Linked DNA regions of Homo sapiens: region 2 is linked to region 1. A link is a contact called in ENCODE Hi-C or POLR2A ChIA-PET data. All regions are on one chromosome and are shown on one strand. The core of a region is the stretch at or near the end of the contact, and the rest is flanking DNA. Distances in the headings are between cores, read along the strand shown.

Region 1 (7,444 bases), core at 1,900-4,399:
AATCCACATGGCAGCGTCAGAAAGCTGGTGAGCCTGGTGGGCCGGGGGGAGCTGTGGTCTGGGGCAAGGGCTGGTTCCTTTGTTTTCATTGGCATGGCTTATGGAAAAGTCAGAGAAAATGAATTTCAAATGATGGGTCAAAACTCAAGATTTGAAACACATTTCTTCCATCCTGTAGGTCTCATGGATCCATGGAAATAATTTTGATAACTTTAACTCCATTTCCAGTTGCAGGTATGTTGTCCATAGAGTTCCATTAAACAATATTTTTATTTCAGTCATTTACCATTCAATGAGTCTTTTAAATCCTGTAAAGTCGTGGAAAAAAGTTCAAATTGGCTATAAATGATTACACTAATTTTCTGTTTTCTTTCCATTTCTTTTCTGGTTTTCCTTTTAAAATTGCCCCTCTTGCCTGCAGCATATTTTGCATCAAAAAATGTATGGAGGATGGAAGACCCTTTTCACGCAGCAGCTGGGACAGAGTATTGCTCAGGCAACTTGTTCCCTCACACTAATTTTTGTCTGCATTGTAAAAATATTTTAAATGGTTTTGCATGCTGCATGAAAATGTGGAAATAACTTATACTGTTTGGTGGTAAAATGTAAGAAATTAGACAGATGCATGAATGCTCTTATGGGCAGAAGAGAAGCAGCTGCTTTCCAAAAACACTCTGAACTTTCAGAAAAGGGAACAGTCACTGATTCTAGAATCAGGAGGAAGAATACATAAATGTTATCTGCTGCTCCTTTTGGTTAATTTGGTTATGGAAGGCAGCTTCTGAAAAGGGTCACACGCACCGTATTTTGGCATAAAAAACAGAATCACAAGGAAGAGAAGTACCTCCCCCACCCCCACTTGGGCTGTGGGAGGACCCTCATCCATCAGCGTCTCTGGTACAGGGATAGCTGCTGGCTCAGTGGCTCTGGCCTTCATCCTGGGGTCCTGCTGCTGCCAGGGTGCTGTCTTCTCACCTTTTCAAAGACCCTCATCTCTACTGTCCCATATCCATCCCTGCTGACCAAAGCAAAACTAGGTTTTTCTTGCTTTTCCTGGGCTGAGCCTCTTATTGTTCCTAGACACAGCCAGCCTGGTGAGCACAGGCAAACTGGACATTGGAAGACCCAGCTGCACAAAGACTCCTTCCTGTGAGAGGCTTGGAGAAGACTTTGCTCTAGACACACAAGGGAGCCTGTGGGAAGGTGAGAGAGATATCCCTTCTCATTCCAAGCCTCTACCGGGAGGAAAGGTTGCTCCCAGAGTTGGGGTTGTGGAGCTGTTTATCAGGGTTGGGTCAGATGGAAAAACAGAGGACTGTATGTAACCTAAGGTGAAGTAAAGAATCTAAATATGCTCAGAGAAAGGCCTGGCCTTTTGCTCTCAGCTTCTGGGAAGTGATCTGTGCCTTTGGAATGTCATGTCTGATAGGAGTGGCTTTGTTTGCCTGCAGGCCTTGGACCAGCCAGATAGTGACAAGGTGATTTTGGGTGGGGCCTTGGGTCACATCAACAAGCCTTAGTGAAGATGGGGGCTTTAGGTCATGTGGTCTCAGCTTGGTCTGAGGGGCTGGGAACTGAGCCCAGTTACCTGGGCAGCCAGCCATGCCTAGGTGGTGATAAGACCCCAGCGGAGCCCCTGGATGCAAAGGCTCGGGTGGGTTTCCCTGCGTGGTGTGTTGTTGCACAGCATGCTGGAAAAGTGATGCTGTTGTTATTCACAGGGAGAGGACGATGGAAGCCCTGCCTTTGGTACTCTCTGGGTTCCGCTCTATGTGCTTCTTTCCTTAGCTGATGTTAGCTGCATTCTTCCCGGTAATAAACTGCAATCACCAGTGAATAGCTTTAGTGAGTCCTGTGCTCCTTCTAGTGACTTATTGACACTGAGTGTGTTTTTGAGAGCCCCCTGAACTTGAAATTGATGTCAGAAGTGAAGGTGGTTTTGTAGACACTGTGGCTCTAACTTTGCAGTTGGATAGAGGTGGCAGGAGTTCACCTGTATTTTTTTTTCCCCTAAAGTAGGGTCTAATTCACCCCCATCAAGAGGTGTATTCTAGAATTTGCACACGGACCCCTTTCTTTCTCATTTCTGTGCTTTTTAACAGAACCACTAACTCTTATACCCTCTCGGCCATACATTATCCACTCACATTATTTTCATTTGAATCACATACTCACGTTAGTAATTCCTTCTTACTTGTAGCTGATGAAGTTTGTTTGTTTATTTATTTATTTATTTATTTATTTATTTTAGGTTCTATTAACATTGACATACCAGGCCCCCAATACATGTGAGTTCTCATCTCTATTAGTTTTCTGGAGCTGCCATAACAAAGTACCACAAATTGGGTGACTTAAAATAACAGAAATTTATTGTCTCACAGTTCTGGAGGCTAGAAGTCAGAAATCAAGGTGTCGGAGGGCCATGCTCCCTCTGAAAACTGTAAAAGAGGCTTCTTCCTCATCTCTCTCATAGCTTCTGGTGGTTGCCAGTAGCAGTACTGGGCACTCCTTGACTTGTAGATGTATTATTCGAATTCTCTGTCTGCACATGGCCCTCTCCCTGTCTGCACAAGGCATTTTGTTTTTTTAAATAAGGACAACTATCACATTGGATTAGAGACCCACCTTACTCCAATGTGACTTCATCTTAACTCATTACACCTGCAATGGCCCTATTTCCAAATAAGGATACTTTCCATGAAACTGGGGGTTAGGACTTCTATACACATACACAGATGTGTGTGTGTGTGTGTGTGTGTGTGTGTGTGTATAGGAGGACATAATTGAGCCCATAACCCCATCCATTTCCCCTCATGAAAGATAAAGCTAAGTATGTGAGCTCCTGCGCCTCAGTTCCTTCCTCTGTGAAATGGGAAAGATTATATCACCACTTCCCATCCTGGGAAAGGATGAGAAGAGATACAGCCTCTACATGCACAGCACTGGGCACACAGTGCAGAAATAAGAGCTCATTGTCTCTGGGAGGACTGTTTCTAAGTAGGGTGTTTTCTAATGCATTTAAGTTCATTAAAAGCCAAGGTGTGCAACGACACTCCCCTCACCTGTGCTTTCTCGTCCTTCTGCCACCAGGTGCCAGGGGAGCCAAGAAGAGCAAAACCAAGGAGGCATTGTTTCCTCCAGAGCCTCATTCATCAACTCGCTCTGAACAGTTAGCACGCTCAGACAGTCATCTTCTGCACCTTGCCTTTCCCTGTGTCTTGACTGAGGGCTTATCTGAGAGCCTTTTGTTCAGGCTCATAATTATTCAGTGACTCAGGAGCCCACAAGCATTACCCACGGAGCCAGACAAGACCAGCAAGCTCTGAGGACCACCTGTTCCAAGTCATTTCCTGTGTGGGCGGCAACTTCACAGGGCTGAAAATACGAGTTACGGTAAAAATGTCTTCAACCCTGGCGCGCTGGATTGTTGAAACTCGATGGAATCTTGCTTGATTATGTTCAGGCCAGACACATTTCATTATCATTCTTTGCATATATATTAAAAACTCTAACCCCTTTACAAACAAATGTTCTCAAGGGGCAGACAGCACACCCTTGCCTCATGACATTGCTCTAATAGAGAAAACACCCCAGTGTTTCACCCATTAGGTCAGATCCACGAACACAGAGTGCAGTTGGGAAGGATGTGGGCAGTAATGAAGGTGGTGCTTTTTGCTCCTGTGGGTGCTATGGACAGGTGAGGGTTCAAGGATATTAACAACAAATTTTAAGCCATACCTTACACTACATTGGAGCTTAATCAAATTCTCTGTTCACAGTATGCCTAAATTGGCCAATGGAACGGAAAAAAAAAAAAAAAGCAACCCACCCCCAAGAGTTATTTATGTCATGTAGACAAAACCTGGGTTCGTTGACTGATTATTTCCACTCTCTAGTGATGGTCGTTGCATTTTCACTCTGAGTTGAATTGCTGCATTTTTCCATAAATATATCTGCTCCTCTGGAAGAAGCTTTGTTGCTTAGCCTTATTGCCCTTCACGTCTGCCTTTCTGACCTCATAGACTGTCAAGTTCTTAGTTGGTGACTAAAGTATAAAAGTAATTTCTTTCTCTCTTTTTTAAAATTATTAAAGCCACACATGCTCACTACAGAAAAGTTAGAATGTAGATATGTGTGAAGAAAAGAAAAATTAGCCATTAGGCCCACAATCTAGGGAAAACTCATTTTGGGCATTTGGATGGCTTTAATATGCATTCACTATTAAATGATGAATATGATATTATACATAGTATACTAATATATTATGATGATGGATCAGTGCTGATGTGTTTTAACATAAATGTATATGTTAGTAATGCTGCTGTTTTATCTTAACAGTTTTTCAAACTTGCATTGTTTTGCCCTTCAGCTAAAAGGGTAGGGAATTTGCTAGGGATATAAATTCATTAATCATAAAAATTATGTCATAACAGCCTGCACAGAAATCACAATAGGATGCAGGACATAGATTAGACTAGAGTTGAGATTCTTGCCCCAACCACAACTGTTCAGGCTTTGAAAAGAAAACAAATCTTTTTTTTTTTTTTTTTTTTTGAAATGGAGTCTCACTCTGTCACCCAGGCTGGAGTGCAGTGGTGCGATCTCGGCTCACTGCAAACTCCGCCTACCAGGTTCACGCCATTCTCCTGCCTCAGCCTCCCAAGTAGCTGGGACTACAGCGCCCACCACCACACCCAACTAATTTTTTTGTATTTTTTAGTAGAGATGGGGTTTCACCATATTAGCCAGGATGGTTTTGATCTCCTGACCTCATGATCTGCCTGCCTTGGCCTCCCAAAGTGCTGGGATTCCAGGCGTGAGCCACCGCGCCAGGCAGAAAACAAATCATTTTTAAGCACTGATTCTAAGTCAGCATTGCCCGGTTAAGCTCTTACATTTTCACCAGAAATCAACCCCCGAGACTTAGCAAGTTTGAGTGACCTGTTCCCAGTGGTGCTGTTCTGACGTGTCTGATGTCAGATCAGAAGCTCAGGCCTTCCAACCCAACGCATAAACTTTCTTTTGGTATAAGTATGTTCTTTGTATTGCTTATACTAAAATAATTATTTGTTGTTCATCTGAAATTCAAAGTGCATGGAGGTCCTGTATGTTATCTGGAATCTCAGTGGAATGAACTAGGGGTTTTATAATCAGCATTTGTCCCTACTGCTGAGGCTGTGGCATGTGAGCTGTTAAGTATTTTGACCGTATCCTTCTGCAAACACTGGACCATTTTGTCTTTCATGCAGCCGACTTATTTATGATCAAGGAGAACGGTATAGGGAAATAGACCCAAGTTCATATTACAGGAAGATTGTGTGACGTTACAGAAAGAAACATAACCACCTGGTTAAAACCTTAGCTGTGTGATCTTGTACTAGTTACTCAACCTCGCTGAGGCTGGGATTATGCAAAATGGGGCCAAGCACACCTGCTTCTCAGAGTTTTGGCCATAATGAATGAGGTAATGCATACTATCCCATAACGGGCTCTCAGCTGCAAAGGGAACTGTCTTATCTACACTTATAATTTAGTCAAGTCAACTAAAATGCTGACTGCTCCAGTCCCATACCTACCTCCCATACACCCCAGTGACTGAAGTCAAAGCCAGCATCACACACACCAATTTTTTTTTTTTTTTTTGACGGAATCTCACTCTGTTGCCCAGGCTGGAGTGCACTGGCGCGATCTTGGCTCACCGCAACCTCCGCCTCCTGGGTTCCAGCAATTCTCCTGCCTCAGCCTTCTGAGTAGCTAGGATTACAGGTGCCTGCTGCCACACCCATCTAATTTTTGTATTTTTAGTAGAGACGGGGTTTCACCATGTTGGCCAGGCTGGTCTTGAACTCCTGACCTCAAGTGATCTGCCAGCCTCGGCCTCCCAAAGTGCTGGGATTACAGGCGTCAGCCACCGCTCCTGGCCACAGGAGGCTCATCCCTGATGGCCTCACTCAGGGATGAGCCTTGGACTTTGACTGGCCCCAATAATTCACAGAGTCATGCCTTCATTTATTAAAAAATCCCTGGGGAATATACTGTCTTAGGATCTGGGGACATGAAATGTATTGTGCCTGGCCTCATGCTGCTTATGGTCTAGCAGGGTAGATGGGCATTAAGCAAATGCTTGTGAAGATAAGGATTTTAGCACAAGCTGAAATTAGTGTTATGAAGGCAAAGTACAGAGTGGTATGGGAAAGTAATGCAGGAGGAGGTGAGGTAGAACTGTGCTTTGTCATCCACACGAGCCCCGATTCCTCCTGTTCCCAACCAGGCGAACATGCTGTTCATGCAACGCCAACCAAAATTAATGGGGAAAGGGAGTCTGGGGATATAAAAAGTGAGATAAAGGGGCTACTTATTTTTTTTTTACTGTTGTTTCTGCTTGTTTATATAAAAAGATCCTTTCAACATTTACAGAGCTTTAAAGTATGATGTGAAAAATAAGTACTTTGTACTTATTATGGTGCCTTTCATCTGAGTTGCTCATAAGCCCTGCAGACATTGCCTCATCCATTTTCAGAAGACTCCTCAAAGGAAGGTAAGAAGAGACTCTTGCCCCCACTTCACAGATGCAAAGACTGAGGCATGAGGAGGTAACAGGGGCTAGGAGAGTAGTGTTGGATCAGGGGCTGAGGTGCCTGGATCCTAGGTCTGGCTTTGCCATTCAATAACTGTGTGACTTTGGGTGTGTCCCTCTGGGTTCTTATTAGGAATTTGGAATAGATGATTCCCAATGTCTCATACAGTTTGAAGGATCTGTGATGGTGTCAGGGAAAATGGGTAAGTGTCACAGTGCTAATTCCTGGGACATAATTCAAGTCTTCACTCATGACTTCAGCTTCAGAATAACATTTCTGCAAGAAGGCCATCCAGAAAGATGGAGACAATAACTGACTCCTGGAGTTGGAAGGACCCTTGGATGGCTCCGTGTGGCTTAAAATGCCTAAATACCAGAATTGTTGAATGCTTGCTCATGACACAGGTTCTTGGAACCCAACCCAGTCTGTCTATCCAAATTTATAGGCCAGAGGCCTGAGGAACAATTAATGAAATCATCAAGTCTGGAAAGCACATAGTCCAAATCAGTGGTCTCAAGCTGGGCTGCACACTGGAATCACCAGGGAGCTTTGAAAAATGGAGATGCCAGGATCCCACTTTGGATATTTTGATTTAGATGGTCGCAGGTATGTCCTGGGTATCTGGAGATTTTAAAATCGTCCTGGGGATTCTAAGGGCAGCCAAGGCTGAAAACCACAGACCTAGATCAAGCTCTCTTGTGATGCTGATGAAATGAATGGGCTTGATGAAGCTAATCTCACCCATGAGAAACCATGGGCAGAGCCACTGCTGACTTGGGGGGCAAGGCAGAGCTGGATGCCCCCCTTCTGACTCTACCTCCCACTCTGTCCACTACATTATGTGGACTCCCATAATGCCTGAGTGT
Region 2 (7,444 bases), core at 2,286-4,785, 170 kb before region 1:
GCCCAGTTGGGGGATACGTGCTGACCACTGGAGGAACAGAGAACAACCAACAAACTCAACCAAGTGACCTGGAACAAGTGATGCCAACAGCAGCACCATGGAAGCTGAACTCAAGAAGTTCAGATGGGACGGGCACGGTGGCTCACGCCTGTAATTCCAGCACTATGGGAGGCCGAGGTGAGCAGATTACTAGGTCAGGAGATCGAGACCATCCTGGCTAACATGGTGAAACCCCATCTCTACTAAAAATACAAAAAATTAGCCAGGCATGGTGGCACACGCCTGTAGTCCCAGCTACTCGGGAGGCTGAGGCAGGAGAACCGCTTGAACCCGGGAGGCAGAGGTTGCAGTGAGCCGAGATTGCACCACTGCACTCCAGCCTGAGCGACAGAGCGAGACTCCATCTCAAAAAAAAAAAAAAAAGAAAAGAAAAGAAGTTCAGATGACAAAGGAAGGTTGTGTGCTTTTTGGCATGAAAGGACATTTTGGTACTAATCTAGAATTACAGACACGCCCTATGCCTTCATGTTGAAGAAGTACAAAGTTGAGGGAGGCAGAGGTGAGGAATCAGCCTTGTAGGTGGTGATGTCTCAGAGAGGAGCAAAGAGTAAGGAAAAGTAGTATGATGGTTTCTGATCCAGTGTCTGCCACAAACCAGCTTTGTGACCAGGTGAATTATGTCCTCTGGGCCTCAGCTTCCTCACCTGCGCATTGAATGCAAAATACCTATGATCTCTTCTGACTTGCCCTGAGGGCATGATGGCTGGCTAGACAAGCACCAACACCCACAATGCTCTCAGCACACACGTACACACAGGCTCACACTCACACGCATGCACACTTATGCTTGCACCTATGTGCTTGTACACATGCATGTACTCATTCACACACGCACCCTACCACACACAAGCACACTCACATACGTGCACACACCAATGTAGGCAGGGATGTGAATACACACACATGCTCACACACAGCCTTCCATGCACATGCTACATCCACACATACATGCTCATGCACACGCACATACACTCCTTTCCATGCACTTTCACACAAGTGCACAGTCCCCCACAACATGCACACTCTCACATATGCACACATACTCATATGCTCCCGCACGTGCACACACACAGCCTCACACACATGCCAACACACTGCCATGCACATCCACACATCTACACACACAGATCTGAGTGCCCTATAATCCACACTTTATTTCCAAATTTTCAGAAAGCAGTAACAGACCAGTCAGGAAAGGAAAATAAAAATCATCTGGAGCGTTTTTATGCAATCCTGATGATCTCGCAGCCTCGGGTTTAGTCTCTTTTTCCACTGCGTAGGGCCAGATACTTCCGTTTTTACATAGGTACCTCTTTTAGGGAGACAAAGCATTAAGAGCAATGAGCCAAGAGAAGAATTTGAAACAAAAGAAAAAAACACGAAAAAGAAAAAAAGAGAAAAAAAGCTTTTCCCATTCATGGCAAAAAAATAAAAAGGATGTTTGGAGTGTTCATGCAGGATATTTGTATAAAGAACTGCATGTCCTTGTTTACTTTCTGTGGAGCCCCATTTCCTCCCTAGAATTCCTGGTGGTCATACTCACCAGTTATGGGACTCTCGAGATGAAAATCTGTGACACAGAGCACACACACACACACCCAGGCAGGGGAGTCCTGTGAAGCTGGATGCTCTGAAATCTAGGGCATTTCCGAATCAAGTATCTACCTCCTTGTGCCTTGCCATTCTCTGACCTGGCCCCAGAGCTGCAAAGAGAAGCTGAGGAGGACATTGCTAAGGGTCACACCTGGTGACACCTGTGTGGCCTGTGGTTAACAGTTTGGGAAAGTAAGCATCCTCACTGCTGCATGCCAGGACAGGGATGGCTATGTGCCAGCCACATCCCAGGGCGGTCTCGATGGAGCAGTCCCCTCCTGTGGGTCTCTGATGTCCCCAGGAGAAAGGCACATTGGTGAGGTCTCACATTCAGTTACATAGTGCTCTTGCATTTCTTACCCCACTTCATCTGCACACTTCTATACATTAGATAGAGCCCTGTTTTACAGATCAGAAAACTGAGGCTGAGAGTGGTTAATTTGCCCAAGATCACAAGGCAAGAAAGTAGTGGAGCTTAAATTTGGATTTTCATTATCTAAGTCCAAACGTTGTTCTTTACCTTGCATCATGAATAATAATTAAAATAATAATAAATGATAAGCAAACATTTTTCAAGGGTTTACTAAGTGCCTCACGCCACTTTAAGTGCATTCTATGGATCAATTTATTTAACCTTACAATGCTATGAGGTGGATACTTTTATTATCCCCAGTTAGCAGATGTGGAAATCAAGCTCCAAATGGTTAAGCCACTTGCCTAAAGCCACATGGCCAATGAAGGGAGAAGAAGATGCTTTGGTTTACTGCCCTGCTGTCCAGAGGAAGGCGTGAGGTAGCCCCCAACCCACACCCCCTCATTGACTGCTTTCAATGTACAACACCATAAGTATCTCACTCTGTCATGGACATTCAGAGAAGGCTTCACCCCACCAATCAATGACAACTTACTTTTTCCCCAAGGATCAGATAATTGATCTGATTATGCGTTTGCTGCAAATGGAAATTAACATCATTTGCCCTTCTATTTATTTTTGCTTTTCCCACTGAAAATGCTATTATGGTTATATACGCCATAAAAGAATTGTAGTAATGTTGTATCTACATTAATTTCCACCCAAGAGTTTTCGATTTTCACTTTTTATGGTGATGGAGGCTACAAACGAGAGAACTGCAGTGGCTGTAAATCGTTCTCTTCATGAAAATGTGCCAGATGAGGTGAAGGAAGGAGAGCGCAGGGGTCCTAAGAGTAAGGGCATATTTAAAAAATAAAAAGGTTATTCATGCAATTATCCAATTTCTTCAGTAAGTGGAAAAAAATCTTAGGGATGTAATGAAAACACATTCACAAACGTGTTTTTAAGAATAGTATTTTCCCAGGCCGGGCGCGGCGGCCAAGGCGAGTGGATCATGAAGTCAGGAGATCGAGACCAGCCTGGCCAACATAGTGAAACCCTATCTCTACTAAAAATACAAAAAATTAGCCAGGCATGGTGGCAGGCGCCTGTAATCACAGCTACTTGGGAGGCTGAGGGAGGAGAATCGCTTGAAACTGGGAGGTGGAGGTTGCAGTGAGCCAAAATCGCATCATTGCACTCCAGCCCAGGCGACAGTGTGAGACTCGGTCTCAAAAAAAAAAAAAAAAAAAAAAAAAAAAAAAAAGAAGAATAGCGTTTTCCCATTGAGCTTTCGTCTGGACTGATGGAATCATGGATGGACCCCTCACCAGGCCACCGAGACTCAACTGTGCCACGTCAGTGTCACGGGGGAGGCTGAACTTCGCCATCCAGCCCTGAACACAGGATCTCAGTGTTGTCTCAAATCAGCCCTTTTGCAGGCATGCACAGGGTGTCTAAGAGTCTGGTGTTAAGTTGAAAAGGTCTAATGTAGTGTTTTAAAGAGAAAAGGATTCTCCAGCCCCATAGTGGTGAGAAGTGACACAGAGTCACATTACATAAAATGACGAGGCCTGAGGTGATTGTGACAGTGAGGGTGACTCATTAATCCCAACACTGGGATCCTCTGAGCTCTCCCTAGCAGGGTCTCAAATGTTTGAGTGAAAGACTGCAGCTAGAAGACTGACAAAACCACACTGAACTCACTAGGGCAACTGCCTTTATTTCCAAGGCAGCTTCCATCGAAGGGAGTGGCAATTCATATAATCACCAATTGCTGAAAGACATCTTTTCCACGTCAGATTGAAACCAGTTTTGCAGCCTCCTTAATGTAGGTGCTGTGGCTGAGGCAACTAGAGAAACAGTGGACGCCTCCCTGGCCCCACTTCCCAGTGCCTTAAAGTCTGAGAAAAACACTGATTGACATTTCCAGGCTGCTGTATTTCCCTCACCAGCCCCAAACGCCCGATCCAGCTTCCTGCAACTGTGGCAAGGGCGTGAATGTCCCCAGGAGGCAGGTTGCAGAGTTGTTTAGATCCAGGACTGCATCCCAGTTTGTCCATCTGTGTGTCTATGTCTGAGTGGGCGAGTTGCTTCTCAGCTCTCCGCAGGACTCTGGTGTTGCTTGTTGCTTTGGCCTGGGGCTGATTCCTCCAAAGCAATGTGTCTCTTCGCAGAGTCTCTTAGAGCTGCAAGGCAGTATGGGATCATCAGAGAGGATGCTAGGAAGCTTCAGAAATGGAGGTCCTGGTAGAAAGGGTCCTTTGGCGTGGCCTCTGAAGAGTCCAAATGTGGGACAAGACCCTCCGAAAGCGGTGGCCTGGGGAGCCACAGGTGGGGCAGCCAGCACGGAAGAGGGTGGCTTTGCTACCATTGGGAAAACTTATCCTCCACATCCTCATGAGGCAAACACCTTTCCTACCTTACCGCTCCTCAGTGGCCTCCCTGTTGCCTTCTTATTCAAGACTAAGACCCTCTAGAATGTTCTTTATCCTGAGTCCAGCTGATTGTCTATACTAATATCAGTACGGGGTGTAGATGAGGACAACCAGTGTGCCTGGCTGCCAGGCACCCCCTCCCCAAACCCCAGGAGTTTCTGGAACATTCCAACTCTGCTTGAGGGTATCCATGCAGCATCTACTACTGTGAGCAGGTGGTCTGATCTGTGGAAAACTTCTATGATTCACCTGAGGGTAACTGCCCTTTGTGATTTGAAAGAATGATGCTAACAGAAAGTGTTGTCATTTCTGAACTTTTCTGAACTCTGCAGCGAGTGCCAAATTCATGTATTTTAGGAGACCTACGTGGTTCTACATGTAGCTAAAACAATTCAGTAACCCCGCCGGCAATTCTGCAATAGTTCTTGGAGTGATGAAATCAAGAAGGAAGAGTTCTGCCTCCCCATTTAGAAACTGTTGAGCAGAAAGGTATAAGTCAGGCTTTTCCTATTACAGGTCTCCTTCAGTGTGAAGAGGAAGTTCAGTTTTCATTTATCTCTTGCGCCCTTTGAAGTACAGGCCTCTGTCTGCTTAATGGCCCAAACCGGGGCGACTACGATGAATTCCTTTTACATCAAACACAACCCTGTCTGAAAAGGCAGTAATATTTCTCAACATGTAAACCTGCCACGACTTTGGTGTTTGCAAGCTGAAGATGGTTACCCAGTGTGGTTGCTAATGGAGCAAAAATGCGCATAGAGCAGGGAGCAGGTGGAGGTGACTGGGGACCCTCTGACAGGTTGTCTAGCCACAAACCCATCTCTTCTAATCCATTCTACTCACAGGGCAGGCTGTCTCCTGCAGGGGCCAACAGAGAAAAAAAAAACACAGAAAATGGGGATGGGAGAAAGAGAGGACAAGAAAGGAAGAAAAGATGAAACGTGGAGAAATAGCAAAAGGAAATGAAAAGAACTTTATTGCTCAGTTTCTTCTGCCTGACCCAATTATCAGATTTTGCATTTAAGTTTAAGACAGTAGATCAAACAGCGAGAGGCACTTTGTACTTCTGCCAGGAGACCATATGATATCTCTCAGTGACTCTCCTGCATGCCAGGAACACGGACCCATGCCTCTTAGCTGGGTCTGCATATGGTGCAATGCATAAAAAAAAAACAGCAAAATTCATAAATGACTGCACTCGTGGGTGATGTCCAGGATTTACAGCGCTTTATCAGTTAAAGCAAAAAAAAAACAAAGGCCAGGCAGAATCTAATTATAACTTTCCACAAATAAGTCAAAAGTGGAATGAGAACTGAAAGAAAGACAAAAGACTGGTGTCACGCTTACTTTGCAAAATTGATCATCTTGAGGATTGTTTTATGTGGGATACAGAACATTTTACAAGGTATGGATCATATCTGTTCTGGGGATTTTGACATTTCTTGCAGTGACCATGTGCAGCCTCCATAGATGTGAAGGGCTGGATGGCAGACGTTCATGTCTTCCTTCTCCAAGCTATGGCTTGCCTCCAGAGATAATTACTTTATGAACACACTTGTTATGCATTGAGATAATTTATGTGGGCTACGGTATTTAACACTTTTTCATGCCTTCAGATAAGACTTTGTGCAGCTAAATGAAATAGATGCTTTAGAAAGGTCTCTTTTCACTTCCCAGAATCATGGCAACATCAGGAAAAGGAACCTTTCACTTCAAGGCTGGGGGTATGTCAGGAGACGTGGTGGAGAGATATTCTACTCATCACAGCAGTTAGTTTTGGAAGCACCACAGATGACTCCAACACCATTAAGGGTGGCGAAATCAGGTTGGCAATAGCAGCACTTACTTTTCCAAATTAAATCAGTTCATATGCTTTGCAGATTGTTCAAATTCAGCCCTTTTCCTGGGAGAAGACAGATGTGGCAGAAGAACAGGGGCACTGCTGTTTTATTCTGATCCTGGATGGCTGGGGTTTTAAGATTGGCCTTTGCCCTCAAAAGTCACCTTCAGCCTTCAGAAAAATCCTTCAGTGTTTTTTCAGCCCTCCACTTCCCTTCACCCTTTACATTTTACCTCACTGGGCTCCTACGTTGGTCAGAGGTCGTGTTCCACTTTGGTGCACTCTTAATGTGTGCATATTATTCTTTACATCTGCAAACTCATTTAATCCCCACACTAACCTTGTGAGGCAGGCACCATGGTTGTGTTCTTGTATGGACTATGATGGACCCACTGCACACTGATGAAAACCATGGCCTTATGTAGCAAGAGGTTAACAGTTGGTCAATCTGGGTGAAGAGTATACAGCCATTCTTTGTATTACTCTCGCAACTTTCCTGTACGTTCAAATTATTTCAAAATTAAAAGAAAAAAAAAGGTCTCCAGAGCTAGATAAGTTTGGATTGCAGTAATGGCTCAACTACTTACTAGCTGTTTGTAAACTAAGGGTTTTATATCTATCGCCCATTTGATCCTCATAAACTTATAAGGTTATGTTGGTATATAGTTTATGTAGGTATTATACATTTATTTCAGCTGTGTCCATGAGGAAACTGAGGCTCAGGGAGGTCGAAGAATGTGTCCAAAATGCCTGGGATTATGTATACTATGCTGTGCTTATCTACAGTTTGAATTGACTTATTAGTATTAGGCTCCTAGAGCTATGAAGAAATACAGTGTTAGATCAGTTCTTTTTTATCAAAGAAGATTTTATGAGGACACACAGTAGCTGCCAATGAAGACTCTGATCTTAAAAGATATAGCATGTAACTTAAAATTTCTTAACTTCCCTTAATTGATTTCTAAATAATAGATTGATAAGGAGAATCCTGGGAAAGGCCAAACATTGAGAATTTTGTTAATATTAATTCTTCCTTATAATCACTCTAAAGAATGATAATTCTTTTGCTTTATCTTAAGAAGGTACTTTACTATCTGGATCATTTTTATCACCTTCCAGATACATTTAAAATTTTTATCAGCCATCCATCCATCCATCCAT

What was found. Hi-C counts contacts between places; a loop is a spot of excess contacts on that map. ChIA-PET counts read pairs that join two places held with the same protein, here RNA polymerase II (POLR2A). Pooled maps may share reads with other maps.
Region 2: a map of PC-9 shows a loop between it and region 1 (2.9-fold over the local background). The contact joins two enhancer-like sites. A Hi-C loop is called at or near these places in 1 of 168 maps with a recorded cell type or tissue (PC-9) and 5 of 50 pooled maps. POLR2A ChIA-PET finds 5 or more read pairs at or near these places in 5 of 52 experiments (activated CD4-positive, alpha-beta T cell, activated T-cell and activated naive CD4-positive, alpha-beta T cell).

The regions. Positions count from the first base shown.
Region 1 is chr21:35,135,647-35,143,090 of GRCh38, forward strand. No RefSeq gene overlaps it. Among named protein-coding and RNA genes, the nearest start is that of RUNX1, 90 kb to the left of the region's middle. Within about 2 kb of position 3,150, at least 5 of the 41 ENCODE cell types and tissues checked have a DNase peak (open chromatin) inside an H3K27ac peak, as active enhancers do; they include PC-9, where a contact is called at or near this core.
Region 2 is chr21:34,964,081-34,971,524 of GRCh38, forward strand. All of the region lies in intron 2 of RUNX1 (RUNX family transcription factor 1), which reads right to left. Among named protein-coding and RNA genes, the nearest start is that of RUNX1-IT1, 72 kb to the right of the region's middle. Within about 2 kb of position 3,536, at least 5 of the 41 ENCODE cell types and tissues checked have a DNase peak (open chromatin) inside an H3K27ac peak, as active enhancers do; they include PC-9, where a contact is called at or near this core.